Linked DNA regions of Homo sapiens: region 1 is linked to region 2. The links are chromatin loops, found by intact Hi-C in ENCODE. Cell type or tissue: IMR-90. All regions are shown on one strand.

What was found. A loop is a pair of places that touch in the nucleus more often than their neighbours do. Peaks named below come from ENCODE experiments on the same cell type or tissue, not always from the same donor. Only the 100,000 strongest peaks of a DNase experiment are listed, where the experiment ranks them.
Region 1: it touches region 2 in a loop (3.0-fold over the local background); 2 of 110 quality-filtered maps call a loop at or near these places.

The regions. Positions count from the first base shown.
Region 1 is chr1:38,036,560-38,039,059 of GRCh38, reverse strand. No RefSeq gene overlaps it. Among named protein-coding and RNA genes, the nearest start is that of POU3F1, 9.0 kb to the left of the region's middle. In IMR-90, a CTCF peak has its summit at 1,221 (motif pointing left); no DNase peak of the experiment used is centred here; H3K27me3 peaks cover 804 bases.
Region 2 is chr1:38,473,896-38,476,395 of GRCh38, reverse strand. LINC01685 (long intergenic non-protein coding RNA 1685) reads right to left here and starts at 1,200. Exons shown (of 3, transcript NR_146761.1): 1 at 572-1,200; 2 at 141-203; 3 at 1-9. The region is part of intron 2 of LOC105378657 (a long non-coding RNA gene); the gene reads left to right. RefSeq lists enhancers at 1,192-1,371, 1,652-1,761, 1,792-1,851. In IMR-90, no CTCF peak of the experiment used is centred here; no DNase peak of the experiment used is centred here; H3K27me3 peaks cover 1,269 bases.

The sequences.
Region 1 (2,500 bases), 440 kb after region 2:
CTTTTCAGAAATCCTTCTTCAAAGGCTCCAGATTATTCAGCTCTGAGCAAGAGCAAGAGCCGGAGCAGACCTGGACCCTGCATTACCACTGCTCCGTGGCCTGGAATGGGATATTGTCCCCATCCTTGGGCCTTCCCTGGAGCTGGGCTGGCCTGGAGAGGAGGGAGTGCTCCATCCACACAGAAGCTGGTAGAGCTGACCCAAGCAGCTCATGGACAGACCAAGCCCATGGCCAGGCACCCTCCAGCCTCTGTGGGTCACCTGCCTTCTCCCCTTGTCATCACAGTCCCTCCGGAAGCTATCCACGCCTCCGAGGAGGTAGAGAGCAGAATGGTGAAAGACAGGGGCTCTGGGACCAGACACCTGGGCAAAAATCCTGTCTCCACTTCTTATCAGTTTTGTGACTTTAGGCCAACTACCTACATTTCTGTGCCCCCATTTCCTGGTATGGTAACAAAGGCAGTTCCCTGATCATAGAGTTGTTTTGAGAATTAAGTGGGATAATATGCATATAGAGTTTACATAAGTGATGAATAAATGAAAGCTGGTTTTTTGTTGTTGTTGGTTTTTTTTTTTTTTTTTGGAGACAAAGTCTCCCTCTGTGGCCCAGGTTGGAGTGCAGTGGCGCAATCTTGGCTCACTGCAACCTCCACCTCCCGGGTTCACGCCATTCTCCTGCCTCAGCATCCCTAGCAGCTGGGATTATAGGTGCCCGCCACCACACCCAGCTAATTTTTGTATTTTTTTAGTAGAGACGGGGAGGTTTCACTATGCTGGCCAGGCTGGTCGCAAACTCCTGACCTCAGATGATCCACCCACCTCAGCCTCCCAAAGTGCTGGGATTACAGGTGTGAGCCACCATGCCCAGCCTGAAAGCTGTTTTATTGTGAGGCCTGAACAGGGCATTGTGCAGAAGCAAGTGAACAGGGAAGAAAACCATAATGTAATGAACTTTTACCATGGACCCCACTCTGTCCAAGGCATTCTGAGATACTTTCCCATCACTCCTTTGTGCTTTATTTTCACTACTTCACATTAATTATTTGTATTTTATAGATGAGGAAAGTGGTACCCAGAGTGACTTGTCCACGGCAGCAAGATTTGTTAATGACAGAAGCTGGGATAAAGCCCACTTTTTCTGACTCCCAGAGCCCACTCAGATGTCCTGGATATGGACCTGGGACATGGACTCCCAGGTCCATGGCACCCCCTGCTGGGGCAAACACTGTGTTCAGTGCTTGGGTATTTGCCCAAGGCAGGGGAGGTTCCAGGACTCAGGACTGGGCCAGGGAGAGAAGCTGGGGACCAAGGGTGATGGGGTTCATTGGCTAGAAGCTGCCCCTCCCTCCACTACCCCACTATCAGGGTGTGTTTTGAAAACAGAGAGACTCGTTTTTATCTATCTCTGTGCTCAACACAGGGCTCTTATCTTTCTCTGTGCTCAACTTAAATCTCATGAGGCTCAAGGAAGTTGTGTAATTTGCCTGGGATCATCAAGACCGTCAGGAAGCCCTTCTGATTGATCCACTCCAAGCCTCCATGTACTGCGCAGTTCCATGTAGCGCCTAAGAATGTGGGCCCTGGCAGCTGCCCAGACATTCATCCTGGCTGCACCACCTATTACCCTTGAGACTTTTGGCAAGATACTTAAGCCTTCCAAACTTCAGTTTCCTCATCGGTAAATGAAGATAATAATAGTGCCTTCTTTGTAGAATTGCTGTGAGGAGTAGATAAGAGATGATATATGTAAACACTTAGAAGACAGCCTGGCACATTGCAAGTGCACATTAAATGTTGGCTATAAAAATAATTTTATATGTACAACATATATTATTATATTATTGCTGAGCTTAAGCAGTGCAGAAAAATAATGCCTAGTGCTTCCCCGGCCTAGAATTATTTCTCTTCATTCTCAAAACCACTCCAGAAAGAAAAGCTCAAGATCCCCATCCCCAGCCTACAGGTGAGGAAACTGAGGCCCAATGATATTGAGGGCCTTAACTGAGATAACCCAGAAAACTAGCGATAGATACAGATTCTCAATCTATTCTCTACTTCTGCCACTTTGTAGCATTCCCATGACCTCAGTCATGTGCACTGGTCCCCTTCTATGGACTAAGGTTCTGTCCTAGGTTCTGGAAGACAGCACTCAGAGGGTCAGGGAAGGCCTCATGCAGGGTGGTACCATCAAGCTGGGTCATGAAGAATAAGTGAGTGTTTGCCTGGGGGCAAGGTGCAGGGGGGTCCTGGCTCTGGGCCTAATCCCAAAGAGCCAAAGTCACTCAGCCTGAACCCTTAGACTCCACTCATTTACTTTCTTGCCCTTCGCGGGACCCTTCCACCAGTAGCCCCCTGCCCTCTCCTTTAACTCCAGCACAGAAAATTCAACTCAGGGTCAAAGACCCTGTGGAGTCACACACCATAAGACTAAGTCTGTCTATAGATTCCTTTAAGTCTCAATTCCTGCTTCTTCTGCATCTCTGCCCAGAGGTTGACCACC
Region 2 (2,500 bases):
GGGGGCCGGCTGAAAACAAAGTGGGCCGCAGTTACCCTGGATCCGGCCGGTTTCGCTGCTCCGCGGCCAGCCCCAGCCTCCCGGGAGCAGGAGAAGGCGGCTGCGGGGGCTGGCAGCGGTCCTTCTGGGACGCGTCTCACCTAGCTCGCAGCAAATATGCCATCCATATGCCCAGGATCACAACCGAATCAGCTCCATCAGGCCTGGCAAAGAGGCATTTAAATTGCTAATATTGCACTGGGGAACGACGACAGAACTGCCTGGGCTCAGCTCTGTGGGATCCACAGAGACAAACCTGGGGGTGGGGGTGGGGTGAGTTGGGGATGGGTTCGGAAAAAGTCCAAGTGAGAATCACTAGAAGCTGGCTATTAGGAGGGGCGAGAAGTGGGGATCCTTGGTAGAGAGATGCCAGGAGAAACCGTGGCAGAAATGCGCCCAGGGTGGAGCGCTGGTGCTGGTGGGCCACTCGGGCCCCTTTTCCATCCATTATTTCTGAAGAGAGGCCAGCTGGAGTTTCTACAAAGGCTGCTCTGCTCCAGGGAGGCATCCCCCCACTCCCCAGCACTCTTACCTTTGAACAAGACAGGTTTTCTAGAAAGACAAAAAATATTGGCTGGTTGGAAGAAGAGAGGGGCCAGCTGCCGCTGTGAAATGTTCCTCGTTTACAGTTGTTGAGTGTCCCTGCCCTTGGCTGTGGTCTGTCAAGCAGGTTTGGGATCAGGGGGTCTTTTGCAGCTACTTTCCAGTGGAGGGTTCAATGAGTGTTTTTCTCTGACTGTATTTTTAGAAAAAATTATGATGACAGTTGTTAGGTCTCAGGCAGGCAGGCAGGCAGCACATTCCATTACAAAGTTAGCATGAAATCAATATGTAAATAACCCTTTCTAACTGGCAGCTATTTTTGAAGGCAGAACGCACCGGATGTTGCAGGTTTGTTCCAGTTCACTTTAAATACCTCTCTGTTCTCAGAGCCTGTGAATGTGCTCACATTGAGAAGAGCCTTTTCCCCTTTTCACTTGATCTTTGCAGCGTCCCTGATAGTGGTAATGCCACCATGAGCTTTGTCCTCAAACCTCCTCCTCCATCATTTAAAAATCAGATTGACAAGACCCGCACCAGGCTGGGAGTGTTAGTTCCCCTTCGGCATGGTCATTTTTCAAAAGCACGGGTTGCTCCAGGAAGGGTACAGGCGGCAAAAGCCGTGGCCATCCGCGGAAAGAATTAAAGGAGCGAGAAAGCCCGAGAGGCTGCGATCAGGGTTGAATCAGAGATTCAGGCAGTCACTGCCAAAATGCATGGAAGTCATTGCCAAGACATAAAAGGTCAGAGGATACCAGCCGTGAGAAGAACCAGGTTAGAACCGTGACTGCAGCTGAACAGGAAGAAACAGGTCTCAAGGTACTCCTGAGTGAGCAAGGGCCTGAGACCGAAGGTCTTTGCATAGTTCCTTGTCAGTAGTGACAGTTTTCATTGTGGTTTAATTTTGAAACTAGCTGTGCTGTGTGTATCTGCATGAAAACAGAAATACTTCTAGAATGTTTAGTGTCAGTCATGGATGGCGCCACAATGCCTGGTGTGACATATGGGGTGTGCGTATGTGTACATGTGCTTATTTATTTCCTGAATTCAAAGGGGCAATGAAGTTCAAGCTGGGGCCTAATAGTAATGATTCCTACAGTTACTACTATTCTATGAGTTTTTATGCACTTGCAGTTCTACAGTCTTTTTTAAATAATTGAGTTGAAATCTGCTTTGCTGTAACGTATATACTATGGACTTAGACCCAAAACAAGGCTTCCTCTGCCATAGAATCATCTTCAAGACAGGTGGTGTCTCACTCAGAGATTTCTCTATTCCTAGATAAATAGTTCTTGTTCTTCAAAGATGGGAGTCCCCTCCCACAAGGAGACTCCATCGGGTCCATGTGTTGCCTCCATGTTCTTGCCATTTAGTGCATCTCTGGAATGAACCAGAAACAGATATTCCTCTTGAGGATTTTCAGTGTGATTTAACTGCAAAAGGACTGTCTCTCTGCCGGGAAGATGCATTTGGGGTGAGGCTTTAACTCTCCAAGTGCACAGAGCTCTGTCTTTTATTGCATGAAGGTGGTCAGATGAGGTAGAAATTTGACCTGTTCTTTCTGGGCCTGGAAGGCAGAGCTATGATCACCGAGGAAGGGGAAATATTACAGGGAAGTCATATTTCAGCTTAAAGGTGGCATGAAGAAGAATTTTCTAATGAAGAAGAAATGACATGCTTTGAGAGGTAGTGAGTGTCCTACAACCTGGAAGGATTCAGGCTGGGTAGAGGGTTTCACCAAAGGTAACTTCCAACTCTGGATCTGGTCATCCGTCCGCTTACGCATTTATTGATGCATGCTAGATGCAAGGGGCCATTCCGGGCTCTGAGAGGTTTCATCATAGAAATTAATAGAGAAGGAACTGATACTTTTTTAGATTGGGATAAAATACACACAACAAAATTTATCATCTTAACCATT